Regions from separate parts of the Homo sapiens genome. Here all the other regions are linked to region 5. The links are chromatin loops, found by intact Hi-C in ENCODE. Cell type or tissue: PC-9. All regions are shown on one strand.

Region 1 (4,000 bases), 170 kb before region 5:
ATTTATGTCTCTCTTAACACCACATATTCCAAACATTCTTGTCTTTGCTTAGGTTTAAAGCTTGGCTTTGAATGTCTGGTCTGCTTTCTTCTTTATTCCAAAAACTATGTAACCTTAAAACTTCTCTTTAAGATGCTTTCTGAGACCTTCATTATATTACAACTCCCTTTCTCCCTTAGCCAGCCTACACTACATTCACTCACACTTAGTTGTGGTATCCGCCATACTGTCATTGATTTGCATATTCTGGTATATTCTTGTATGTATACATATGTATATGTGTGTGTGTATATATATATAATTTGATATCATATATAAAGGTGCACACACAGACACGGATTTTTTTCTTCAATATAATTGTAAAAAAGATCTTTCTGCCAGCCACGTTTACTTTTCCTTATGAGTAAAGCAGACAAATTTTGAGTGAATGAGCTCCTTGAATCTCCAGGATTTCCATTGAAGGTATATTTAAAAGACTAAAAGATCTCTTTGTAATAAGAAAGTTATAATTTTGCTATGTTTTGTATTAATTAGGACTACCTGGAGAACCTACTATGCTTTTATGACATCTTTTTTTTTAAGACGGAGTCTCTCTCTGTCACCCAGGCCGGAGTGCAGTGGCGCGATCTCGGCTCACTGCAATCTCTGCCTCCCGGGTTCAAGCAATTCTCCTGCCTCAGCCTCCCAAGTAGCTGGGACTACAGGCACGCGCTACCACGCCCGGCTAATTTTTGTATTTTTAGTAGAGACGGGGTTTCACTGTGTTAGCCAGGATAGTGTCGATCTCCTGACCTCATGATCCACCCGCCTCGGCCTCCCAAAGTGCTGGGATTACAGGCGTGAGCCACAGCGCCCGGCCTTATGACATCGTTTTAATAAGAATAAAATCTAAATTCCAATCAACTAATTTATAACACCACTGTAGGAACACATTCTCTTCACCAAAGGGAGACAGCTTAATTTTATCACTTACTGGCTTTGTGCCACTCCATACATCATTGCAGAAAAATCTAACCTGCCCTACCCAACAAAAGCATTTTTGTGCAAGAGCATATACTCTGCTCTATAGTGGAGTCTCTCTAGGCTAAGATCCTAAAAGTACTTAAATGCCAGGTATGGAAATGGAGTAGGGTCATGGTTATTTGGAAAGCTGAAAAGAAATTAGGCCTATTGGGTTTGGGGAGAAGCCTTTGGGAATTGGGGCTCTCAGAGAATTGGCAATTCCCAGTAAAAGACTAAAGTCTTTGAGGGAATTGGTTCCTTTAAGGCTTTAGCAGATCTGCTCATTTTTATTTCTGGTTTTGCAGCACTAAGATTACTTTGGAAGGAGAATCACATCATTGAAGACAAAGTGATCTGGGCTACAAATAATTGGTAACATGTCCACTAGATTTTGCAAGTACACGCTTGAACATAAATGTATGTTTGTTCTTCTCTTTCTCTCTCTCTATATATATGATGCTGAAAATCATACACACACACACACACACACACACACACACACACGAGATGCACTCCAGCCTGGGTGACAAAGTAAGACCCTGTCTCAAAAAATAAAAAATAAGAAAACTATATATATATATATATATAGAGAGAGAGAGAGAGAGAGAGAGAGAGAGAGAGAGAGAGAGAGAGAGATTATATATATATGTATATATATATATATATGTATATATATACACATATACAGTTGGCTGTTCATATTAATGGGTTCCACATCCATAGATTCAACCAACTGGGAATCAAAAATATTTGGAAAAAAAAACAGACAATAAAAAATAATACAAATTAAAAGACAATGCAGTAAAACAACTATTTATATAGCGTTTACACTGTAGTAGGTATTATAATCTAGAGATGATATAAAGTGTCTGGGAGGATGTGCATAGGTTATGTGCAAAGACTATGCCGTTTTATATAAGGGACTTGAACATCCGCATATTCTGGTACATTGGGAAAGAGGAAACCTGGAACCATACCCCACTGGGTAATGAGGGATAGCTCTCTATATTTTTAATGAATTTGATGTTTTAAAAAGTATGCCACTAGATGTCAGCAGCAACCTCCTAGGGGTCCTGTGACCTTAATTTGCTAACAATAAAAAATGATACTTCATTAGAACATCTTACCTGAGAATAGTAGGTACTTAATTTGAAAGTTTAAGAACTATTTTTTTTGCCGTACAAAGAGTAGGAGTGCAGGCATAAAATATTTTTGAATTATTTTCTAAACCAGTTTCTGTTCACATGTAACAAGTTATTTTTACTTCCAGTATTCTCTGTATCATTGAGATGACAATGACGAATTATGGGTGAACTTGAGTAATTTGTCAGGAATTGTACCTGATGCCAGAGCTCTAAACTTCTGCTTTGATACTTTATGATTCATTTATGCCATCATTGGATGGGTATTTGTGCTTTGGTTTTGTTTCATTCTGTTTTTGTAACAGCATTTGGTGCTATAGCCCATCAGAAGATTGTGTAGTATTAATTTTTCGGCATCCACATCTGTGCCCTTTTTACTTAGTAAATTCTATCTTTAATTTTTTTCCTTAATAATTTCTAAACTTTCATGGATCTCTGTTCAGTTGTTACAAGGTACTCAACTTTTGGATAGATGCCATAGAGTATTATGAATGTTTGCTCATGAGTTGACAACATCATCTAGAAATAAGAAAAAATGATATTTTCCATGGATTATAGTACATATAATTTTTTAGTTTTTAAGAATTAGTAAAAGTATCTCATTTTTTTCAGAAATTAATAAGAAAATTATAGGCTGGGTTCAATGGGTCATGCCTGTAATCCCAGCACTTTGGGAGGCCGAGGCGTGCAGATCACTTGAGGCCAGGAATTTGAGACCAGCCTGGGCAACATCGCGAAACCCCATTTTTACTAAAAATACAAAAATTAGCTGGGCATGTGACGGGCACCTGTAGTCCTAGCTACTCAGGAGGCTGAGGTGGGAGGATCACCTAACCCCCGAGAGGTTGAGGCAGCAGGGAGCCGTGGTCACACCACTACACTCCAGCCTGGGTGGCAAAGTAAGACCCTGTCTCAAAAAATAAAAAATAAGAAAATTGTAGTATTGGCCAATGTTCAATAGATACTAATAATGTTATTTTAAATAATGCCATTAATTTTTTATAAGGTTAGGTTTACATTAGCAGGAGGATTCAATCTAATTTGTTGGATCTTAAGCATGATTTAGAAATCAGTCATAGGTGATTGGGTGTGAGTCAACCAAGTGTGAAGCAGGTTTGTAAGTGATAAAGAGAAAGGAAGAGTTGTTCCCATTTCTCTCCCTTGGAAAAAAATCTGCTTTAAATCCATTCAAGATGTAAAGATAATTATAAAAACATTTGCTTTCCTGAAGCACATTGTACCAAGGAAAATATTAATGTAAATGTTACATCTTTATCATGTTTAAGATTTTTTTAGTTGGTATAGTGAGGTGGGGCTAACTGAGCTAGTTCATAGGCTCAGGGAATATGTACTTTCATACTGAAGTTGTTATATTTGAGGATTATTGGTTTAACTTCATAAGATTAACACTGAGTTTCTTAAATCTTACTGAGTTTTGCATCTCTATTTTAGAACTACCAGTAAAAAGGACTTAACAGGATTTTCCCCAAGACTTTGATTGTTATTCTTTAATTATGTTTACAGGTGATGAGGCAGACATTTGAAATCATGCTACAGTTACTTGGCATATGAACATCAATATGAACATCAAGCTAATGCTGTACCTTTCATTCATGAATAGCACTTGCTCGTGGCCCTGACTACCTATGCCATGAGAAAGTGCTATTCATGAACAGAAGGCACAGCGCTAGCTTAATGTTCAGTTAAGACACTCTTATCATTGAGCCTGATGCGGACGCACAAGTTTGCTTGATCTAGAATAGTCCAGCCTATGCTTCCCATACTTAACTCTCTAGAAGGGGCAAGGAATAAGATCCGATTGGGGCATCTGTCTTCAGTCTGCCACTTTCTTCGTA
Region 2 (4,000 bases), 140 kb after region 5:
TAGCTCTGGACTCTCCAGTGAGAACTACTGGAGCAGAAGAAAATCTGTGCCCTCTTCCTAAGAGGCTAGGTAGTAGCTGTAAGCGTCAAGACTAGAATTTGGCAATTTCTATTCCTCAGAAAAACTTCTGGCCAAATCTATCAAACAGATGTATTTTGTGCAGCTGTTCCAGTGTTCACCTGCACAGTGACTGGGGATTTCAAGCTTTGGAGAAATCCTAAAATCAAGGACACAGTGGGCCTTCATTTTTTCAGGCAATGACTTTGTATAGAGGTTCCATCTTATGACATAGTGTAAGCTTTCCAGTTTGTTCAGTGCCTAGCCCTCCCTGGACATATTGAGTCTTTATTTGTTTATTATTTTTTGAGATAGAGTCTCAGTCACCGGAGATATTGAGTCTCTTTATTTATTTATTTATTTATTTATTATTTTTTGAGAAGGAGTCTCGCTCTGTTGCCCAGGCTAGAGCACAATGACGCAATCTCGGCTCACTGCAACCTCCGCTTCCCGGGTTCAAGCGACTCTCCCACCTCAGCCCTCCGAGTAGCTGGGATTAAAGGCACCCACCACCATGGCCAGCTAATTTTTGTATTTTTAGTAGAGATGGGGTTTTGCCATGTTGGCCAGGCTGGTCTCGAACTCCTGACCTCAAGCAATCTGCCCTCCTTGGCCTCCCAAAGTGCTGGGATTACAGGCGTGAGCCACCGCATGTGGCCCCCTCCATTTATTTTTATTATTATGCTTCCACTGAGGATTTCCTTCTCGTAGAGTGAAAACTGCCTGGCTCCTGTACAAATATGAGCTGGGGATGCCTGTAGGCATCTCACTCACAGCTACTCATAGTAGAATGTGAACCCTCATGTTACTAGTTACCATAGCAAAAGTAATCAGGAAATAAAAAGTCACTTATTGCTCTTTATTTTTTTTCTGATGACAAGTCACAAATTATGGTTTAAAAATATATTCCTTCTGTATTATTATTTTTCCCACATTTCAATAAAAAATACACTGGATACAAGCACACTAGAATCCCCATCTATCAACATCCTGCATATTTAAACTCTTCTGAGGTCTAAGAACACTTTTAAACAATTCAATACTAAGCAAAGCCATTAAGAAGGCAGAAATTAAAAATCTACTGATGAATGAAGGATTGCAGTAGCATTTGTTTGTTACTGACCATTAGATTGAAGTGGGTAGAATTCTTAAATAAACAAAACGAAACAGAAGCAAAATCCCAAAGCATTGCTTTCTTTTAGTCTTCTGAGCTGATGAAGGCCACAGATGCAGGCCACTCCTAGAGTAGAATTATATTTGGTTAATGAGCAGTGGTAAGTATAGCTGGAAGACAGATATAACTTTTTATTTATTTATGAGACAGAGTCTCATTCTGTCACCCAGGCTGGAGTGCAGTGGTGTGATCTCAGCTCACTGCAACCTCCGCCCCTGGGGTTCAAGCAATTCTTGTGCCTCAGCCTCCCAAGTAGCTGGCACTACAGGAGTGTGCCACCACGCCCAGCTAATTTTTGTATTTTTAATAGAGATGGGGTTTCGTCATGTTGGCCAGGCTGGTCTGGAATTCCTGATGTCAGGTCATCCTGGCCTCGGCCTCTCAAATTGCTGGGATTCCAGGCATAAGCCACCTCACCCATTCACTTTTTTTTTTTCCTGAAAACAGATTTTTCAGGATTCTTTATTGGCTGCTAAATAATTCTCATACGGATTAGATTTTATAGTGATCATATGAGTAATATCTTCACAAAACAATCCAATCACTCATTATTTATCAGCCGTCTGGTGGGACTGATTCAGTATGTACAGATCCATGATGTGAATAGGTTTCACCTTATGAAATGCAATGACTCATGTACTAATTTGGTATTTATGAAGAAATATTGGACCTGGTAACAGCTTTTAAAAAGCTGAGTATGACTGAGTCAATAAAAACAATTTTACACAATAATAAAACACCAGATATTGGTAAATGTTGATATTAATATATATTAGTATGATATTAGTAAACTTTTTTTTTGCATAGAAAAGTCCATTTATAAAAAGGCCCAATTTCCTCACTTCCACCCTGAGAGGTAGGTAGATAGATGAGGCAATTAAGTGTCAGAGTTTGTGACTTACTCAGTGCCACAGAACTAGAAAGCAGGAAATCTGGGAGCACAGCTTAGGAATTCTGCCTGATCTCGGGTTCTCTCCAGGATATCATGCTGCATAAGACTTAGGGTACAGTAAATCCTCTGAGCTGTAGGAAGAAAAAAGTGCAGCCCAAGATGTAACTATTATTGTTTTCCTGACAAGATGTAACCGTATTGTTTTTAGATGTGGAATATAATAAAAATACAAAGCATCATCATTATTTTTATCAGTATTAGGGAATGTGCAAATTGGGTTGGACAGAACATTTCAGTGTAATAGAAATTTTCTCTGTTTTTATGGGGAACGAGGGTGAGAGTCTCTCTGATAAAATGGAGAACAGCTGCTCATTTCTGGGAAATAACCACAGCCCACAATCAAGTCTGATAAGAACTCAGAAAAGAAGTGACTTATTTTGAGCAAAGGTGTCATGAGCTCACAAGGTAAAAGATGGGGCTACAAGCAGAAAGTGGGCAAGATGCCTGTATTTGAAACACAGTGGCCTCAGCTTTAAAATTCTGATAGATATATGTCAATATCAGGAAACGGAAAAAGAGCTGTTTACTGTAAGCAGAAAACCAACAGTTGAATTTTATGAGCAATAAAATTAAACACATTCATATTGCAAGTAAAGGAAATGATCAAAATAACCACCAAAGAACAGTGAAAATCTAAATCTAGCTTTTTCTTTCCTTCCGGTGATACGTTGACATTATTGAAACCTGGCACCAGTATTTTTTAAAACTCTAAGTCTCTTGGGTTGAGTAATAATCGTGGTGTGGCGGTGGGTCTTCCAAAGAGAGGTGCCATTGTGCAGGAGGGCAGGTCGGCATGCCAAGAAGAGAAATGAAGCCAGTGGGGTAGGATGTAAGCTACCAGAGAATTCTAGTAATGTAAATGTGAGCACTTCATGTTTCCAAGCCTCTAGTTCTAGTTCTATGTAAAACTGAAATAATTCAAAGCACCATTTTAAGGAATAGAGAGATAATTAGCAAAATGCCTCAAAAATAGTAAGGGTTAAATACATTGTAGCTATTATGTTTTTTCCATACATGCTTTCATAAGCTCTCTTCTGTTACTAGAGGCATGTGGTTTATATAAGGAAAAAAAAGTATATGACAAAACGCCATACAGAAGCAGCAGGATCTGAAAGTCTGGTAAGAAGTTAAGCAGTTAAATAATTTTCCCAGTGTTGCCTAGCTATTTGAACTGGACTAAAACCAAGCCTGTTTCATTCCGAAGTTCCTGCTTTTTCTATCTCCTTGTACTTCTGAAAGAGATTATCTGTAAACAATTGAAAGGTGATAATTGCATCTATACTTTCCTTTGCTTTCAAGTTTCAGATTTAAGCCATATTACCTTTGTTACCAATGGTAAGGACCTTGCAAGCTCTGACCACAACATACCTTAAATACCTCATCTTTCTCTCCCTTCCTGTTATGGTCTGAGAAGTGGGGTAGGGATGGTATAGAACCCTGCATGCCCTCACCATGAAATCAAGGACCCAGGGCTACTTCCCCCATCCATAGCTCCAGCCTGCAGCAAGCCACCAGCCGAATTTAACTTGAACCACCTCTAGTGAGGGCACTTTACATCTCAGCAACTCAGCTGAAGGGAGTAAAATTATTATTTCAAAGGTGGGAGGCGAGGGTGGCGGGGATAGAGAGGAAAGTCGATTCAGACTTGCTTAAAAGGAATATTTTTCTGGATTTTTCTTCCTCAAATTGGGGGAATGATATGTGAGAGGAGAAAATATTCAAGTAAATATGGTATGGTGGCGAGGGTCTGTAATATGAGCCTGGTGTCTCAAGGGAAAGTTTTTAACTTTTGTGGCCCCTGGGCAAGAATTAACCCA
Region 3 (4,000 bases), 77 kb after region 5:
TCCCCTCCAGTTATTGTCTCTATGCCCAAATTTCTTTTATTAAGTGTTCTGATCAATGGGGCTCTCTCAGGCAAGGGCCACAGTTGGCAGACAGGCCATATCTTTTCTGGGTCAGTTCTAATCTGCTGTAGTTGTGCTTCCTGGGAGATCACAAGGTTGCACCTGCCCACAGAGTGCAGACGGAAGCAAAACTGCTGGTCTAGAAACTCTAGCAGGTGTGGCCTATCTGGCTATGACAGGTGGGTGTGAGTGGAGTTTCTTACCTTACCATCCAGGTGGTTTCTGGGGCAATAGGAGGCTGTGGTCTTTGGCAAATTTAAGTAAAAGTAAAACCACTGGGCTGGAAGCTCTAGCAGGTGTGGCTTGCCTAGCTAAGAGAGGTAGGGGCAGGTGGAGTCACTTATCCAGCCATCTGGATGTTTCTCCAGACAACAGGTGGCTGTGCTCTCCGGCTGAGTTCACATAGAAGTGGGACTGCCGGGCTGGAAGCTCTAGTAGGCGTTGACTGCCTGGCTACCAGCAGCAGGAGTCAGTGGGGTAGTCTGCCCTACTGTCTGGGTGTTTTCCTGGGCAACAAGAGGTTGTGCCCTCCAGCTAGGTTCACACAGAAGTAGGACTGATGGGCTAAAAGCTCTAGTTGGTGTTGCCTGCCTGGATACCAGCAGTGGGAGTGGGTGGGGTCACTCACCCTGTGGTTACTCACCCTGTGGTCACCTACCCTGCTCTACAGGATTTTCTCAGGACAACAGGAGGCTGTGCCTGCCTTCTGAGCTCAGACAGCAGAAGGATCACTGGGCTGGAAGCTCTAACAGGCATTGCCAGCCTAGCTACCTGCAGTTTGAGGCAAGGGCAGGGTCACTTACCCTGCTGTCTGAATGTCTCCTGGGACAACAGGAGGCTGCACTCACTGGCTGAGTTCAGACAGAAGAGGGATCATCGGACTGGAAGCTCTGGCAGGTATGGCTAGCCTGGTTACCCGTAGTGAGAATGGAGAGGGCCACCTGCCCAGCTACACAGATGTTTCCCAGGACAACAGGAGGCTGTGTCCACTGACAGTTCAGACAGAAGTGGAACCACTGGACCGGAAGCTCTAGCAAGTGTTGCCCACCTGGCTACTAGTGGTAAGGGTGGGTGGGGTCTCCTGCCCTGCAGCCCGGATGTTTCCTGGGACAACAGGAAGCTATGCCTTAAGGCTGAGTACACACAGAAGCAGGAGCACTAGACCAGAAACTAGCAAGCATTGTCCACCTGGCTATCCAAGGCAAGGGTGGGTGGGGTCACCTGCCTTGTCATCTGGGTGCTTCCCGGGATAACAGGAAGCTGCACTTTCCAGCTGAGTTCACAGGGAAGTGAGTCTGCTGGGCTGGAAGTTCTAGCAGGTGTTTCCCATCTGGCTATCTGTGGGGGTCATGGAGTCACCAGCCCTGCTGTCTGGGTACTTCCAAGGACAACAGGAGGTGGTGGCTGCCAGCCAAGTTATGGCAGAAGTGGGACCGCTGGACTAGAACCTAACATGGGACCTTGTCCAGTGAGCTGGGTGGAGCAATCTTACTGCTCTCAGGCACCAAACTGCGACCTCTGTTGGGGCTATTGTGCTGGTGATGGTCTGCTCTGGGGCCAAAGTCTTTTAGAGTTCCCCTTGCACTTTGAGAGTTGCCTCCAGAAAACATCTGCCTCAGTCTAGAAGCATGGTGGGGGGCCGTGGAGTGGGCCAAAGGGATGATCTCATTCCCAGTCTTGCATTTGTCCCTGTAGGCAGTGTGTATCCCCAAGAGGGGTCTTACTCATCCTTTTCCATTTTGGAGAGGTTCTGCTGACTCTACATTAAGCCCAGACAGGGTGGTGTCCTGCTTTGCTCCTTTCTGCTCTCTGCGTTCCTCTGCTGCCTTGATGGATTCTGATGTGGTTGCTCAGATGATCAGCCTGCAGGGTCAGTGTTCACTAGCCCTTTTGTTTCCTCTAGAAGTAGCACTTGTTAGCGGCTTCTAGTCTGCCATTTTGGCCTTTCCCCCAAAAAGGAAATATCAACTACAAATCAGATGACACTGATCAGTTTTATTAATTTTACTTAGTCATGTAGCTAATGTCCTAAGGGATCTAATCTTTATTAGAAATCAAGTCATCAAATGTTGAGAGTCTAAATTGTCTTTATTATTTAATTTATCTGAGAGACCTTGATTTTGTTGGTAACAGGATTTAGGAGCAGTACCAAGACTGATAATTGGTATTCCCAGAGTTCTAGTTTTGTGTAGTTTTTACTATTTTGTTTTGGGTAGCTACTTCAAGAAAAATTCATAAAGTAGAAAAGTTTTTCTTTTCAAAATACAAATGTCTGCATTTTGTATTGGATTCCAAATTTCCTTTTAAACTATGACCTCATGCAAGTTTGTATTCTTCTGATGGGGGGTCAAAGAAATAATGATCTGAAGAGATACAGTGCCTCTGATTTAGTAATTCACATCTTTGCTTTGGAGAAACAGGTGGCCTACGGAAATCATAGATTGATACAGACTCAAAGGAAAAAATTTGTGCAAGTAGGTATAAGAATCTTTTGAGATGGGGAGCTATGTAATAATTCTGAGGCACTGGTATTGGGGATCTAAAATGGGAACATAAAGAATATTCATATATTGGAGATACATTTGGGGAAAAATATTTCAGAAATATATTTTCTTTTTCAGTATTAAAGAGGAACTTTTAACAGTCATATAATCAAGAGACAGAATGTCTGCTTTTCTTCCAGAGATAGTACTTACTGGGTTCGGTATCACTGACAATGACAACTTGGTCAGGGTATGGGGTAAAGGTAATTGAAATAGCAGATGGGTAATTGGACACAATGACTTTTTTTTTTTTTTCCTACAATGATCTTTACAGTACTTTTGTAGCTTAAGATTCTGAGATATGCATTTTTTTCATTTGATGCTATAAGCTACTGAAGATAAATTAATTGTTCAGATTTTCTTTTTTTCTTCATAAATGTATTATTTTCTCTTTACTAAGTAAGACATACTTTTCCAAAGAATTTAAGAATTCCTAGAAATGTTCAACAAAGTGAAAATTTCACTGTAGTTTTGCCACCTGTACAGTCAGGTATACTCCAGCTAGTTTAAAGGAAAAAGGAATTCCTTTGAAAACATTAAGCAGGGTGAACTTACTCAATAAGCGTACTGCTAAGGCCCACAGTGCTTTCAAAATCTGAAAAAAAATAATTTGTAGGTTGAAAGATTTTTATTCCATATTAATATATCTTTATACCAATGCAGTCATAAAATATTATTATATAACATATACGTGTGTGTGTGTGTGTGTATACTATGGAGGAAGGGGCTGGTGAAGGCAAAAGTGCCTAGGATCCACTAAAATCCTAAAGAACAGAGGCTCAGGCTTGGATTGCGGGTGCTCAGGCTTGGATTGCGGGTGCTCAGGAGCTCCAACCCCAGCTAAATACACACGAGCACTGCTCCAAAGAAATCTCACTGTGACTGCTGCTAGCACAGGTATCTCTGCCTACACTGCTGATGCTGGGCCTCAGGGCAGAACCTCTGCCCCCACTGTCTTGACAGCTGGCAAAGGCGTCATTTCTCAGAATGGGTTGCCAGATGGATTCTTTTTCTGAGCTGAAGTCTTGAACAATGGTATCAGAAAAGCCTAGGCCATATATTTGTTCTGTATGTATAAGGAAGACTAAGAAGTGGATTTCTAGCATCCGTCTTGGTGATGTGTGAACTTGTAAGGTGGGATGTTTCCTTGACGTAGGAGAGATGTTCCAAATGTTTTGGACAGCCAAATCCACCAAACAAAAATAACTACTGCCAACACATTGACGTATTTGCATTTAGACTTTCTGGTATGCTAGGTTTTGTTTTCATTTAATGCTTTAAAAAAAAAGCTATAGCTGTAGAAACATGAACACTTACTGTGAGATAGGTATAGCTAACATTGTTTGAATTATCTATTTTGATCGTTAATTAAAAATAACAGCATTTGGTGATAGCCA
Region 4 (4,000 bases), 65 kb before region 5:
TTTCCACAGCCAGGGAATGGATGAGATCTGCCTTTTTTGTGTGTCAATTTGTCAATAGAAATAGTGCGGCTGTAGGCACAGAGTATTCTGGTAGGCTAGAAACTCCTGATATTCCAGGAAAGCCACTGAATAGAATAAATGATAATGGGTTAGGAGTGTGAGGGTTCTCAGTTTATGCATGTTTGAGCAAATAGAGGGTTTATTTTTTAAATTTTTATTCTATTTTTTTAGATCTTAGAGGTAAAAGTATAGTTTTCTTACAAGGATAGATTGTGTAGCTGTGAAGTTCGGGCTTTTAGTGTGCCCATCACCCAAATACTGCACAATGTACCCAATAGGTAGTATTTAATTCCTCATACCCTTCCTACCCTCCCCACCTTTAGGAGTCTCCAGTGTCTATTATTCCACTCTGGCTGCTCATATATACCTGCTCTTTAGCTCCCACTTACAAGTAAGAACGTGTGGTTTTTGGCTCTCTGTTTCTGAGTCATTTCACTTAGGATAATGGCTCCCAGTTTTATCCATGTTGCTGTAAAAGACAAGATTTCATTCTTTTTTATGGCTGAGTAGTATCCCATGGTGTATATATAGCATATTTTAAATTCAGTCATCCATCAATGGACACTTAGGTTGATTCCATGACTGCTATTATGAATAATGCTGCACGTGAAAAGATGCTCAACATCTTCAGCTTTCAAGGAAATATAAATTAAAACTAAAATAAGACAAAAATGTATGGTCACCAGAATGGCTAAAATTTAGAAGTGTTGGGGTACAAAAATAATTCCCCAAAATATGGCTCTTTAACATGCTAAGCACCTTAAAAATTGAGAGGTCTCAGAACATGCTAAGCGCCTTAAAAATTGAGAGGTCTCAGAAATAAGCTTCAGAACTACTGGCTTTCTCCGACCTTGTCTTGCCTCCCTCTCTCTGATCCTCTTTACAGAAGCACTGGGAGATATCTCTCTGAAGTTTCTTTATCTAAGAAAGCTTATTTCCAAAAGAAATGTGTTATGTTTTAAGACTCCCTCTCTAGGAATCTCATCAAATAACTGGGAAAGATAAACTACCAAAGAAGAGAAGAAACTGGGAGTCATCACCACACTGAGATAGACATTTCATCCATTCCGAGGGCAGCACCAAGAGATTTCATTGGGTGAGGGTTGGGGGGCTTTATCTGCATAAAAATGTCAATCTTTGTTTTTATGTAGTTCTGCCCCTCACCTTGTCCATCTAGCTTCCAAATAGAATCATTTATAAAATAATATCTAACACCTGAGTCCATACATCTCTCCCATATAAAGAGATTATTTAAGCCTCAAACATATGGCCCCTCTTTAAGTCTCATATTTTGTATATGACTTCTGTGTTTAGGCACATTATGAATTTGTATGCCTTTTTTTCTCCTATTAATATGGCTTTTGTCAGTTTATTTTCTGTGAACCTTCAGTGGGCAGAGAGGAAGCATTCTCTCAACCCCTACGAAAAAGTTAAACTGTCAAGTTGTAAACTAAAAATAAAATCTTAAGTCCCCCACTGACTGAAGACACACTTTCTTGGCCAAGGGGACCTCAGAAAAACCTTAAAAACTGAATTCCCAGCCATGATGGGAAGGGAGGTCAGACGTACCTTGTTATACCCTTTCCCTTTTGGAGTTTAGGCACAACTGACTCGCATTAATAAAAAATTAATAAAAATAGAGATCATGAGACTAACTAGGTGGACTCTTCGTGACAGTAAGATACTGAATCACAAATAGGACCTAAGGCCATGCCAGACAAGGGCTAACTCACACATCCCTACAGGTCACTCTGACCTAGTTTATTGGTTAACAGACTTCCTTATCTTAACTTAAAACATTCCTTTCTGCTGACTCCAAATTTGTAGACAAAGCTTTACTCCTTTAACCAGTTGCAAATTAAGGAATCTCTTAATCCACCTATAACCTGTAGATATCTATCTTTTTGGATCAAATCAACATATAACTTCCATGTATTGATTTATTACTTTGCCTGTAACTCCTTCCTTTCTAAAATGTATAAAACCTCCTCCCTTTCTAAAATGTATAAAACCAAAGTGCAGTCTAACTTCTGCAGATGCACTTTCTCAGGAACTCTTCAGATTGTGTTCCTCGGTACATAGTCAGTCATACTGACTCAGAACTAACCTTTTAAAATAAAAATAAATAAACAAATAAAAAATGAATAGTGCTGCGATAAACTTACAAGTTCAGGTTTCTTTCTGATATAATGATTTCTTTTCCTTTGAGTGGATACTCAGTAGTGAAATTTCTGAATCAAAGGGTAGTTCTATTTTTAGTTCTTTAGAAATCTCCATACTGTCTTCCATAGAGGTTGTACTAATTTAGATTTCCACCAATAGTCTATAAGCATTCCTTTTTCTCTGCATCCTCACCAACATCTGTTGTTTTTTGACTTTTTAGTAATAGTCATTCTGACTAGGGTAAGATGGTATCTCATTGTGGTTTTAATTTTCATTACTCTTAAGATTACTCATATTGAGCATTTTTCCCATATGTTTATAGGTTACTTGTATGTTTTCTTTTGAAAAAATGTCTGTTCATGTCCTTTGTCTACTTTTTAATGTGGTTGTTTCTTTTTTGTTGAGCTGTTTGAGTTCCTTTGGTTCTGGATATTAGCCCTCTGTCAGAAGTATTGTTTTCAAATATTTTCACTAATCCTGTAGGTTGCCTGTTTACTCTGTTGATTATTTATTTTGTTATGCAGAAGCTATTCAGTTTAATTAAGTCCTACTTCTATATTTTTGTTTTTTGTTGCATTTCCTTTTGAGGACTTAGTCATAAATTCTTTGCCTAGGTCAATGTCCAGAGGAGTTTTTCCTAGGTTTTCTTCCAGGAGTTTTATAGTTTCAAGTCTTACATTTAGGTTTTTAATCTATCTTTAGTTATTTTTATATACTGAGAGATAGGAGCTCACTTTCATTCTTCTGTATATGATTATCAAATTTTCCCAGCATCATTTATTGAACAGTGTGTTCTTTCCCTAGAGTATATTTTTGACAACTTGCTTGTAGGTATGTAGCTTTATTTTGGGTTTGTTTGTTTGTTTGTTTTGAGACAGAGTCTTGCTCTGTCACCCATGTTGGCTGGAGTGCAGTGGCCTTCGCCTACTGCAAACTCCACCTCCCAGCCTCAAGTGATTCTCCTGCCTCAGCCTCCTGTGGGTTCTTTGTTCTGTTCCATTGATCTGTGCATCTATTTTTATACCAGCACTATGCTGTTTCAGTTACTATTAAGAACTTATCTTGATATTTATTTGCTACCCGTTCCTATAACCATCACCACTGTGTTTAAGTATAGGTTTGTATTAACTAAGAATCTTAGTATAACATGGTGGGATGCAGTGGAAGTTTGGCTCTTAATACAACAAACCCTTTCTATTTGTGAATTTGGCCTTGGAGGACTTACCATTTGCAAATAACCTTGAAGATCATGATATCTGATTTTTTACAATTTAAGGTATGTGAGTAATATGCACCATGAGGCTGATGTGTAGGACTAAGTTATTAAATGACAAGTGAAGCTAGCCAAGCACCCAGCATCTAAATATTAATCTTTTTTACATTCTCCATTTGTTATTGTATAGCTTTTTGTTAAATGATTTAAACATTTCTCTTTGTAATGTGATGGAAGGATATATTCACAGAACATGAGATTCTGGACAGAAATTATGTCTATGAAAAGTCAAGGGTCTTTACAAAGATATATGTGTTGTGAATTTTAGATTTCCCAAGGATCTGTAGCCATAGCTACACACTGAGAGTCTACTGCAGTATAATCAGTGTATGTATGATGGTAACTCATGAAATTCTATTGATTTCCAGATATAGATGACCTTGGCAGGAGCATGTAACAGTCTTTTAGTTTTGTAATCTCCAAACTATTTTATTGTATATCCTGTGAAAAATAAAGAGCATGCATTTGTTATCTTCATATTAATATATACCTTATAAAATGTAC
Region 5 (4,000 bases):
AATTCTGTAAGAGTGATTTCAGAGTACTTTCCACAGCTTTCCTGTGACTTTGTGGTAGAAATCCCAGGACTCTGGTTGATGCTGAGTCAATTGCTACTTCTCTGAAATAGGTCCCCCGCCACTTGACATTTATATGCGTCTAGTTCAGAACTACAGCAGGGATTTAAACAAGGTGCGACTGTCTATTGCATCAGAGTTCAAATGAACCACAACAGGACTAAAATATAGCCTTAGTGTCAGCTAGAGTATTTCTAACCTCAAAAATAGATAGAATTGGCTCAAATTACTATTCCATACCCTAGGGAAGTCTTATGCCTTCTTGCCATCCAATTTTTTAAAGTTTTCTATATGTAATTGACATTCTGTTGGCCATATGTCACTCTGAGCTTCTGCTTCCACTGAGTTGGTTTAGTTTATGTATCAGTTTGCCAGTCTAGCATCCTGCTACAGTTCTACTGCGTGATAACACAGAACAGAACTCAACACTTATCTCACTTTCCAGAAAAACAAATAAACAGAAACACTCACACGAGACCTTTGTGTATATCACAAATTATAATAAGTTTGAGGAGATGGAAGGGGTTTACATCACTGAAATTTAAACAGTTTAATAGTAAAACATTTAGGCAATCATTGTTTTAAAATGTGCTTTTGGACATTTTTACACCTTGAGACCCAGGTTCCTGCCTTGTCTCTTTACCCTCCCTCTCTCCTCCCTTTTATTTCTGTGCAGTCCTAGAAAGGAAATCACAAAAGGAAAATGGCCCCACAAGTTCTTTCCATCTTTTAGTTCACTTTAATTTAGTATTTAGGCTCCCTTTGTAAGCCCAGACTCTGCTGAAGCTTTGAAAAGGCTTCTTGCCATGCCATGTAACCAAAAATGGAGTCAACTCCCTCAGAAACACATGGATTGAGTATGGGGACAAGGGCGTCGTCCAAGGAAATTGGATGCTGTTGCCAGAGAAAGAATGTGTGCTTGCTGGGCAGCCATAAAACAACAAATGGCCACTTCATAAAACCACAAATGGTTGCTTCTTCTGGGCAGAGTCGCCTCCTCTTTCCTTTGTTTCCATGACTCTTTACGATTCCTTGGTTAGAATATCTACTAGTTTGTGTTATCGCTTCCTATTTTGTATCAAGTTATTTCATATGTGCCAAGCAAATTACTTGTGATTTATGTACTTTAACTCTTTCATACTCACAACACCATCAGCAAGGTAAGTAGTATTTTTGTCATTTTATACTTGAGGAGACTGGAATTATGGAATTTAAGTTTTACCCATAGCGACACAGCCAGATAATTACCCAGATAATTTATTTGCATATCTCTCTCCCTAACTAGACTGGGCTTTTGTGGAAATAAGAACCACATTTTAATATGTGGCTTTGAAGTACTTGGTCCCCTAGTACTTTGCAGGGCCTCAGTAATTGTTTGAATTGAATGAACACTTCAAAGGTACAAGGGATGAGAGAAAAATCCAGTTTCTTGCCAGTAAAGTAAAAAAAAAAATATATATATATATATGTGTGTGTGTGTGTGTATATATTACATATATAATGATGAAAGTGAGAGATCAAGAGATAGGAGAGAAAAAACTTGAAAAGAATTTCTATTCTGGATAAGTTCCCTTATCTCAGAGAAGTTGAACTCTCCTACCTCAAAGAGATTAAAATAAAGAATAAGGTATGCCTGCCCTCTTGAGCCACTTCTCTACCAAGATTACTAACATCCTGGTTTGCTCATTTTGAGTTCACAGACCTTAATTATGTACCACACAGCATGAATCATCCTGTCTGTTCCTATGGAGAATATCAATTTGTCTTCCAGACTATGCAGCAGAGCAAAGCTTCCTTCTGGCACTACAGGAAAGAATGAGGAAGAAAGCACAATAGAATCTCCTGTGCCCACCACATAGTGAGCATTTTCCACCCTGAGATGATAATAACCTGACCTATGACCACCACTTGGAGCACTAGGCTCTAATACTTGACTGTTTTAATCAGAGGCAATATCCTTGTTGTTGTGGCACCCTAGACAGGTCATTTACCCCCTGGGAGCCTCATTCATCATTTTAAACAAAAGGACAGTTGTTCCTGACAGTGAAAATTCACCAACCTGCTAGAACAGGCTCAAATGCACCTGGCTTTTAAAATGCCATTTCCCCCTCCTCCTAATACACGAGGCTATTGCCTTATCTATTTATTCACATGGAAACCAAAGCATAAAGTAACATCTCACCTACCTGGAATTTAATTGTTCTGAAACCTCAGAGAGCTCTGGAACAAAGCCAGAAAGAGATATTTACCAGGAAATAAGCAAAGATTTCTGAACTGCCATAGGCCCCTGCCTCATAACCCATGCCTATTACCTGAATGTAAGCCCATCAGGTTACTTACCAGATCTCAATGACACCCCTGTGTAACCATCCAAGGAATGAGTTCTTTTCCAAGCCAGAATTAAAATAGGATAGTTGAGGGGCCATAAAAAAGGCACACAGTCTCTGCCCCTTTCGTTGTACTTATTTTCAATATATGATCACCCTGGAGAAGGTAAAGACATCTTAGTCATTGGAATTCACCCAGATCACTTCCCATGGCTTGCTCCTTCCAGCAACTCATACCTGGTGTTTTGGTTTCTGCACCTACCCCTCACTTTGGCTCTGTACCTTCAACTCCAGCATTTGGTTAGACTCCTTGACTGGGGAGCCAGGTTAGATCACTCTCCTAAATCTTCTCTGGACATGCTCCAGAAACTGACATCTAGTCATTACCGTCTGATGGTCATGGGCTCCCGTGCCCTCCCACATTCCAGAACTACCCCACCTATCATTACAGTGCACAGTATGGGAGGATGAGATTTCATCACCAACAACAGTGATGGGGGTGAACATAGACCCTAACCAGGGAGAAGAGAAAAAAACTTCAAAAGGCAGCAGAAGAACAAATGAAAGCATAGGTGATGATGCTGTGCAGTGCGGGTTAAGTGAAAGGACTCTGGATAAGAAGTTGGGAGACCTGGGGTAGATAACTGTTGTGTCCGCTTAATTAAATCACATCACTCTTCTCTTGATGTTAGTGTCCCATCTGTAATTGGGAATGCTGGACAAGCTCTCAGGTCCCATTTCATTCTGACATTGTGTAATTCTAGAGGCAATAGAGCGTACCCATTTTTGAGGGCCTCACAGACATAATTTTATTATAGCACAGTATAATAATTAATATTCACAATGGTGACTTTGGGCCATCAAAGAAAATTGCATTATGTTTAATGTGCTTTTAAGGAAGCCTTATAAAATTTAATACATTTTAGAATGATTTTCTGTCAAAACGTTAAATTAATATATATATATGTATACACACACACACACACACACACACACAGACACATCTGTATGCACTATATTTGGTACTTAAATAGGTAACCCCTCTGTTATTCTGAAGACATGTCATCTTTAATGACTCACATTTCAAGGATTCTGTAGAGTGAAGCTCTATTGTATCTACAAAACAATTGAGCAAAATGACTGTTTCATACTGAGGTGTTTACCAGTACCAGAAAAAAAATGTTCCAAATTAAATAATTTAGGTGAGTTGTTATGGAGGCAATTAAGTTTTAATATGTTAACTTCATGTCATATTTCTTCCCTCTATACGACAAGAGCACTCGAATTAGCTAGCCTCTTCTAGGAATTTATATATTGATCTTTTCATTTGTATTTCAGAAAGTAGACTTTTCCTTTCATGACCTTTTTTGTGTCTCTGTTTGGATGTTTATATTCTTTGAATACTTTCATTGTTGTTCCATTACTAACAGAAGGGCTTAAAACTCTCAGGTCACTACTTGCAGTTTCTACACATTAGCCATTGAGTCTGTGACTCTCTCAACATTCTCTCATGCTGGAAACATTGCTCTGTCATGACTAGTACTTGGCAACTTGGTTCTTCCACCATTTAAGCTTTCCAAAGAGATGTCTGCCTCTATTGTACAGAAGTTGGAGAG
Region 6 (4,000 bases), 420 kb after region 5:
CGAGGAAAGATTCTTGTTGGTCTCAGGGTTAAGGAGTCTCAGCAAGTTCTTATAGACACACTAAAACATTCACTTAGTGTTTCCCTCTGTCATGGAAAGGAGCCCAGGGAATAAAATCACACTTAGTGCCTGCGAGGCTAGTTGGCTCAGGGCAGAGATAGTGGGGCAGTGACTATATTGTGGGGCACCCTTAGCTCCCCAGCTTCACTAGGTTTATAAAAAAGGTATGTGTGTGTATGTGTGTGTGTGTGTGTGTGTGTGTGTGTGTGTGTGTATAAAAGTACGAAATCCTGAAATACACACATCCACTCTTCTGAGTTTAGTTTTTTCAAGTTTCAACTAAGATTGTGTGTATGTGTGTGTGCACACACGTATATATATGTGTATATACATACACACACACACACACATATATATATTTATATATGAATGAATACTACCTTCATCTTTATCAGGAGGACCAAATAAACACCATGTAAACTGTAAGGTATAGAGAGACATAAAGGTGAGGGGCAAGTGACAAGTCTGAAAACTGTCAAGAGCTGAAGCTTGGGTTTTTTTTAATTTTCCCCAAAACATATTTTAAAGCAAAAGACTAAAGCATTTATTTTTCCTTTGTGAGAATGATTTGGGATGTTCATTGGAGCAAAAAGGCCATTTATGAACTGACTTTGGCTTTGCTTTGGCCTGTCGTAGCCACTGTGTTTATTTCAGAACCTGAGATTTACACTGACTGCATATTAACAGAGAAGAAAACCTGGAGTCATTGGCATTGGAATTTTCCAGTACAATTTTCCATTATCTGCTCAACTTAAATTGTTTCTTTTCTAGAAAAAAAATGTATTTTTAGCTTTTTCACTTATGTTCCTCCATAGAAGGCTTACTACTATTTTAAAGACATATTACCTTGCTCACAAACTTGTAATTTTCTCATTCATAATTAATGCTTTCCGATATTGTCATTGTCCTGATATTTTAGCCATAAAAAGTATATATAATTATGCAAAATAGAGACACTGGAATATTGTTAGTATCAGAAGTATGTAACACTGTTCCTAGGTTTAGAATGTTGTGTGTTCCTTTTATCCTGGGTTTCCACTTCCAATCTAGTGAAACTGGAAACCAGACTTGTTTTGGTGTTGTTTTTTTTGTCATCTGATTGTAATTTATAATTAAGAATCAACTGGTTAAATAAGTGAAGATGGAAGTGAATAAAGCAACTATCCTTATGCTAATGAGACAATCTGCAAAGTTTTCTCCTTTAAATACTTTTTAGAGAAACAAATATTTAATTAGAATTGTCACTTAATGTCTTGCAAGAAAACAAATGTGGTCACTTAAGTTATTTTTTAAATTTTCTAACTAGAAAAATCATATAAAGTATTGACCAGTTGATTCAGTATAGTACCATGCAAGATGCTTAAACAATAAGTACATGCTGTTTGGGAACTATACAACTGCGTACAAAGTAAAAATCAGTTACTTGAATGCAGTAAGTGCAAAGTAGTTCTGCTTCAGCCTGATTAAGCAGCGCCACCTACTGCACAGAAGATGTATTTTATGTTTGGGAATTCTCTAGTAGAAACAAATCTCTACAGAGCTAAGCACAGAACAAAAGCAGTTTTCAGTCTGTTATCGTTTAAAATTTACATCTGGGTTAATTTATTGAAGTTTTTTCTAGTGTTTCCCTGTGTCTATTAGTCTACCCATTCATATTGAGAACAACAATTAAATAAAGGGAGAGAACAGGAGATAAAAATGCAAATATGAAAAAATAGGAATATAGGATATTCATTCTTGGTATCTATTGATGTATCTCTTATTATGAAAAAAAAGTTCAGTGTACCTCTATTTTCCCTTTTACACATGACAATGACATAAGAATCAACAGTTAACCAATGCTTGTTTAAATTGAACCATTGTTCACATTTTATTCTAGGCTGCCTATAAGTTTGTCCAATATTAAATGATCATGCATTAATAGGGCTCTGTTGCATTCCTCTTTCTTTATGCTTTTTATCCTCATAATAGCATGTACATCTACAATATTTTTAAAATAATTTCTAACATTCTAATGTATTTTACATTATGACATCACATAGGCATTTCATAGAGTATTACTAAGAATGTATCTTTTTATTATGTTGGGGCCATTAATTATCCTTTCAACCCTTTGGGTTTATTTCATCTAGTCTATTATACCACAACATAAAATAAATAAGTGACAGTAGACATGGTACGATAGTGATTGTGATTCTTTTTATTATTCTCTGTCACTCTTTCAAGGTCTTAACTGATTATTTACCACTCACATTACTCACAATGATGCTTGCACTTTTATGATGAGGAGATCATATCATTTCAGTTCCTGCTTTATAATTAATTTCGCAGCATGCACTCATTCATATCAAATCGTATTTGTCACCCATTAATTTATTTATATATTAATGGAATGTCACACGGTCAAGAATTTATGATAGTTAACATTTGCCAGGGCTTTGATCTCCAAATTAACTGAAACAGAACATAAATTGTTTCTATATCATACCAAAGTCATAATTATATAATTGATGCCTGTTAGAAATCTAGACATACAAATAGCACAAATGGTCTCAATTTTGCATCCTCATTTGAAGAACAGCTATTTGAATCCCAAATACTACCCAAAACTTGACTTACTTAAACTTGTCTATATCTTTAAAACTTTTTATATTTATTGTAACTTTTCTCATTCAATTAAAACTTATTGAATATTTACTATATGCTAGGCACTATGCTAGGTTCTAGTGATTCGGTGATTAAAAAATGAATTCCTTGCCCTCAGTGAGTTATCTTTCTTGCAGAGGAAAATGGTGAGTAGTGTGTGAGTAGTACTGGGACAGGAAGATACAGGCACAAAAGGAAGTCAGCTCAACCCAATCTTCATGGAATAGGGAAGTGTAGTAAGGGGGAAATGAAGGAAGACTTCCTGGAGAAGAGAAATCCTGAATTGAGTTTGCAGAAGAGATAAAGCATTTGTCAGGAAGATAAGTAGAAAAAGAGTGTTCCAGGAGAGGAGATAGGATTTTCAAAGACATTGAGATGAGAGAACAAGATAAGTTTAAGGAAATACATGAGGTTCAATTCACCTGAGACTCAAGACAGCAAATAAACTTCTGAAAGATGAGATTAGACAAATAGGCAAAGTTTAGATAATGGAGAATCTTTCATGAGTTTGAACTTTATTTATTTATGAATGCTTTAGTGTTTTTTTTTCAAAATATTTTAAGAAGTGAGGAGTGAGTGGTACAATCAGATACAAACTGATTATAAATGTTTCTGGCAACACTGTTGAGAAGGGAATTCAGTAGAGTGTGACTGGAGGAAGGGAGATGGGTTAGGGAGTAGTCCAGGAAGTAATCCAAGGGAGAGCAATAAACAACGATGGGCATGGACAAGGAGAAGATGCATATTGATGGACTGTTAAGAGTAGTAGAACTAATTTAATGACCAAGTTAATGTGAAAACTGCAAAAGAGGAAGTCCAGTAAAACTTCTGTTTCCAGTATGAGAAAGATTTGATGGCACCACTCACTAAGATACAGGTAGTGCACAGATTAGAGATGAGCAGAGAAGAGAGATCTGCTGCAAATATGTTAAATGCATCCACTTGGAGAGGTCTGATGGGTGGCTGCTTATGGACATTGTGGAGTTCAGGCGAGAGATTTAAATTAGAGATCTTCAGCTCTAATCTTTGTGAATCCTTAAGAATATGTCTAACTTACTGAAAAATTAAAAATAAGTTGGAAGTTGGTTCTGCATTATATTCCAAGACCTTCCTTCATCTATTGCACTGTTCTTACACCCCCTTCCCCCAGAGGACTGGTATGAACAGTTGTATCCCCTCATCCTTACCCTGAAGGACTGCATGGGAGAAGTGGTGAACCGAGCCAAGCAGTCCCTGACATTTGTGCTCCTTCAGGAACTTGCGTACAGCTTGCCCCAGTGTCTGATGCTGACGC
Region 7 (4,000 bases), 200 kb after region 5:
TTGTTGATTGTGGGTTTAGTGAGTGCCAGTTATGATGTAGAAATTGTATAAAAGCATAGCATTGGCATGGGTTTGATTTGTCAGAAGTCAAAATACTGAAATATCTGAATAAATAAATTAATGACCTGTAACATCACTTCTATCCTTAAATACATATTCTGGTGGGGGGAAAAAAAAGAGCAAATCTGCATCTCATTCAACTTCCTGATTTCTCTCTGTTGTCCGGATGTGTTAGATTAAATACGACCACAGATTCTTTGCAGCTCCTCCTATAAAGAGGTGGAGTCTATTTTCCCACTCTTTGAAACTGATCTGTCCTTGTGACTTGCTTTGATAGAATGCAACAGAAGTGATATAATGTGGCTTCTGAACTTCTATTTTAAGACGCTTTGCAGTTTTTACTTTTGCCTTCTTGGAATACTTCCAGAATCATATAAAAAGTCCAGGTGAAAGTTTGCACAGAGAGAGAGCTTCGCAGTTTTCAGGGCCATGCCAGTCATCCTACTGAGGCCCTAGGCATGTGAATGAAGCCATCTTAGAGTCCCAAGCCCCACTCGAGCCACGAGCCACAAGCTATCTGAACCCCATGAGTGAGCCCAGATGAGACAAACATAATTGCCTAGTCAACTCACAGAACTGTGAGAAGTGATAAATCACCATCAAGCCATTAAGTCCTCGCTTTGTTATACAGAAATAGATAACTAGCCGTATGTTAGTTAGGTATATTTAGCTTGTCTCCCTAATCTCTGGAATATGCGAAGGCAGAATTTTCCATTCACCTTTCCCCATTATGGCAAAGCACATAATAACATCTAAAATAAGCTCAAAATAAAGGTCATTCCAATGAAAGATTGGACCTTGCTAAGTTTCAGTTTTCTAACTAGTGAAGTAAAGCTATTGGATTAAATACAATTTAGGATTCTCTTTGTTCTACCTCCCATAACACCAGCTCATTTTGTTAGATGAATTCTCTGGAAGAATTGGAACTAATGATTCTATTTTATTTTTTGTCTTCCATCTGAATTGTTCTGGCCGGTTTATTCCTTAAATGCCCAAGATAGATAAAAGGTACCGAATGGAAATAGACAAGAACTCCAGGTCTGTGGGGGACACAAGAATCTTCCACTCTGCTTTTCCTGTGAAAATTCTGTTCTTCCTACATATAAATGAGCCGTACTCATCCAAACCTGTGTTTGAATTGCACATAGTTATGGGATAAAGATCTGCTGGCACATTCAGGAAGATGATCTGTGCTTCTACTGAATTTTTAGGTGTAAGAGTCAGCATACACATTTGCTGAGCCCATGTCCCAAGGCTCTGAGAAGGTTCGTGGCACAAGATACCCAATATGCTAGATAAAAGGCAGATTGTGACTTTGCTATTTAGATTTGTCTGCTTAGGTGGTTTCGGCTATTGCATTTGAGATCTTTGCAGCTGACTGGTTGTATGCATTTGACTTGAATTTTTATGTGCTTGCTAGATGTTTTAGGTTTTGCTCTGTGACCTTGAACGGCATTATGTCAATTAAATCACACAGTGGGGAAATGACTTAGACCACCAAGAGTTATTGAACAAAATTTCATTTAGCATTGGGAAAAAATTGTTGAAGATAAAAACTCATAGAATTTTGGAATCAAAAACATTTTAGAAACCATTTAGTGAGGAGAGTGGGACTCACAGAACAGGGTGATCTGCCCAAAGTCACTAAGCTAGGTAATGGCATTCTGTGCAACTTTAAAATAAACAAACTCTATACTATTTGCAAATGCTATTAGAAATTAGAGAAAGATCTTGGGTGCTGTGATATTATGGGCAGTGCACCAAAAAGCCAAATATTCCTTTGTACAATATTTATCTTCAAGGACATGGACATAAGTGGCTAAGCAAAGGCAGCAATCAGATAATCCTAGATGCAGTTGTATATGCATCTGTATGTATATATGTATATGCACGTATATATACAGAGAGAGAAAGAAAAAGTAGTTTGCCAGGGCAGAGATTTAGTCTGATTGCCACCTATGGAAGGCATGGAGAGTCTGAGAAGAGAAGTTATTGCTTATGCTGACCTTTTAAAAACTTCTGAAAGCTTCAGTCCCACAAAACATGGTCCAATCAATGTCCTGGAATCTGACCAGTTGGATCATTCTCTCTTAGGGGAATGGAATTTTTTCCTCTTTTCTTGACTTAGCATTTAGAAAATCTAAGGGGAAGAGCCTAGCGCTCCCCCTAGAGGCTAATATTTATGCTTGCAACTTAGAAAGCATTGCAATATAAGGTTCTGTTTTCAAAGTCTTGAAACTTTCCTGAGGAATATATTATCACGCTCTCTATTCATTACCTGTAGACGTTTTAATAAGATGAAAGTAGACTATTCACAGCTGCGCCTCATTAATAAAAGGTTGAAGACATCGTTTTTTATAATGGACTTTTAAAAAGTACGCATTTAGTGGCTTTTTACCTTTTAATGCTTTTTACCTTTTACCTTTTATCCTCGGTGGTAGCACATTGGGCTTCTATGTTCCAAAATACAGATAATCTCTAAAGTCAAGTGACAGGAGTTTAGTTATATGGGTAGTGAGCTGAAAAAACACCACCCTATATTTCTAAGTGACTATATTTGTAACTGAATAGGCCACTTGTCATCAGCTAAAGTTTCCATGGATAACGTAGCATGTGACTTTTATAGGATATTGCCTCCTACACAACAGGCTGTATTCAGTAATAAGTACAGGCAATTCGGATGCTGTTATAATATTTACCATGAATTTCTCAAGGCAAATCCTGATAATATTCAGTTTATAAGAATGAGTGTTTACACTTTCATAGGTGTTTAATTAACAAAATGTAATTAGAGAGGTGGAAGGGTTTCTGTTTTTCTCATTTCTTACTTTGTTCTCTGTTAGTGGTGTGCCATAAACCCCCAAAAGGGAGCTGAAGTATGATCCTATTATATTAAAGTAGCAAGTGAATTTGTTAAACTCCTGGTAAGACATGTACACATATGGGTTGGGAATATTTTTGGTGTAGAAAAGTAATATATATATATGATATATATTAATTTATAATTACAAATATCATTTTCACATCATACAGAATATGATAGGTACTACAGATATAATTGTACTTTTAATCTATGTGTGTGTGTTTCAGTCTTGAGGACCTGGAAGCAAATGAGGAGAGAAGAAGGAAAGTTGATGTATTATTTTTGTAGCCTTTGTTTTCACTTTCTTTTGTTGTCTTAATACTGCCAATTGTGGAAGAAAGCCATTTGGGAAGTATTTGTGGTGCTTTCTTCAACTTGATTAGGCTTTGCTGCCAGGGCCTTCGTTGTACTATACAGGAATTCCTGTGATTTTCAGGAACACAAAGCGGTCTTTAGAAACACATTCGCTGGGCAGACAGGAGGGAAAAACACACTATTTGGCCAACCAGAGGAAGAAAGCTCATGTCTGGAAAATTTTACTGAACACCCCATCAGGAAATTCATTACTTATATTCTAAACAGCAGCTTCCGAGATCTGTTTTTATATTTATAGAATATCTGGCAGCAAGCAAATGTAAAAGAGAGCTATATTACATTTAGTATTTTGCTTTTGCTTTTTCAGTTCCACTTTTAAAACTATATAGGAAATAATGAGCTCACAAGTATTGTTTTGGCATTCTTCAATGTGCTCACATTTAACAGATCATGACCATTTATTATACTACAAGAATAACAATACATTTTAACCCCAACTCTTAATACTATTAGAAATTATTGAAATTGAAGAGCCTTGATGTGAAAATTAAGCTGGGGCTTTGTACAAAAGATCTGACTTTAATAGCCATGTTCATCTTGGCCAACTTATTTATTTTCTACGTTTCTTGACTGGATATGTAGAGCATTTAGGAGAAGAATTTTATTCAGTGTCCAAAAGGAAGTAGTTTCTATGGAAAAGGTGCTATAAATGGATTTGATAACTGAGTCCAAGTCCCAGGTTTTTCTCTTATCAAGTGATTA

Evidence for each region. A loop is a pair of places that touch in the nucleus more often than their neighbours do. Peaks named below come from ENCODE experiments on the same cell type or tissue, not always from the same donor. Only the 100,000 strongest peaks of a DNase experiment are listed, where the experiment ranks them.
Region 1: a loop joins it to region 5, with 9 times the contacts of the local background. A loop is called at or near these places in 10 of 110 quality-filtered maps.
Region 2: a loop joins it to region 5, with 12 times the contacts of the local background. A loop is called at or near these places in 10 of 110 quality-filtered maps.
Region 3: a loop joins it to region 5, with 15 times the contacts of the local background. A loop is called at or near these places in 4 of 110 quality-filtered maps.
Region 4: it touches region 5 in a loop (2.3-fold over the local background); 4 of 110 quality-filtered maps call a loop at or near these places.
Region 6: a loop joins it to region 5, with 6 times the contacts of the local background. A loop is called at or near these places in 13 of 110 quality-filtered maps.
Region 7: it touches region 5 in a loop (14-fold over the local background); 7 of 110 quality-filtered maps call a loop at or near these places.

The regions. Positions count from the first base shown.
Region 1 is chr4:142,718,400-142,722,399 of GRCh38, reverse strand. The region is part of intron 2 of INPP4B (inositol polyphosphate-4-phosphatase type II B); the gene reads left to right. Among named protein-coding and RNA genes, the nearest start is that of INPP4B, 130 kb to the left of the region's middle. In PC-9, a CTCF peak has its summit at 2,043 (motif pointing right); a DNase peak (open chromatin) is centred at 2,349; H3K27ac peaks cover 1,532 bases.
Region 2 is chr4:142,405,927-142,409,926 of GRCh38, reverse strand. All of the region lies in intron 5 of INPP4B (inositol polyphosphate-4-phosphatase type II B), which reads left to right. Among named protein-coding and RNA genes, the nearest start is that of INPP4B, 440 kb to the left of the region's middle. In PC-9, no CTCF peak of the experiment used is centred here; DNase peaks (open chromatin) are centred at 826, 1,766 and 3,476; H3K4me3 peaks cover 1,858 bases; H3K27ac peaks cover 4,000 bases.
Region 3 is chr4:142,471,183-142,475,182 of GRCh38, reverse strand. The region is part of intron 2 of INPP4B (inositol polyphosphate-4-phosphatase type II B); the gene reads left to right. Among named protein-coding and RNA genes, the nearest start is that of INPP4B, 370 kb to the left of the region's middle. In PC-9, a CTCF peak has its summit at 1,608; DNase peaks (open chromatin) are centred at 592, 1,302 and 1,922; H3K4me3 peaks cover 3,792 bases; H3K27ac peaks cover 4,000 bases.
Region 4 is chr4:142,613,316-142,617,315 of GRCh38, reverse strand. The region is part of intron 2 of INPP4B (inositol polyphosphate-4-phosphatase type II B); the gene reads left to right. All of the region lies in intron 2 of LOC101927613 (a long non-coding RNA gene), which reads right to left. Among named protein-coding and RNA genes, the nearest start is that of INPP4B, 230 kb to the left of the region's middle. In PC-9, no CTCF peak of the experiment used is centred here; DNase peaks (open chromatin) are centred at 1,825 and 2,445; H3K4me3 peaks cover 926 bases; H3K27ac peaks cover 3,261 bases.
Region 5 is chr4:142,548,131-142,552,130 of GRCh38, reverse strand. The region is part of intron 2 of INPP4B (inositol polyphosphate-4-phosphatase type II B); the gene reads left to right. Among named protein-coding and RNA genes, the nearest start is that of INPP4B, 300 kb to the left of the region's middle. In PC-9, no CTCF peak of the experiment used is centred here; a DNase peak (open chromatin) is centred at 2,030; H3K4me3 peaks cover 275 bases; H3K27ac peaks cover 4,000 bases.
Region 6 is chr4:142,124,617-142,128,616 of GRCh38, reverse strand. INPP4B (inositol polyphosphate-4-phosphatase type II B) reads left to right here. Exons shown (of 26, transcript NM_001101669.3): 19 at 3,857-4,000. Among named protein-coding and RNA genes, the nearest start is that of IL15, 490 kb to the right of the region's middle. In PC-9, CTCF peaks have their summits at 1,319 and 1,518 (motif pointing left); a DNase peak (open chromatin) is centred at 1,506.
Region 7 is chr4:142,351,540-142,355,539 of GRCh38, reverse strand. All of the region lies in intron 7 of INPP4B (inositol polyphosphate-4-phosphatase type II B), which reads left to right. Among named protein-coding and RNA genes, the nearest start is that of INPP4B, 490 kb to the left of the region's middle. In PC-9, a CTCF peak has its summit at 2,255 (motif pointing left); a DNase peak (open chromatin) is centred at 2,179; H3K27ac peaks cover 1,712 bases.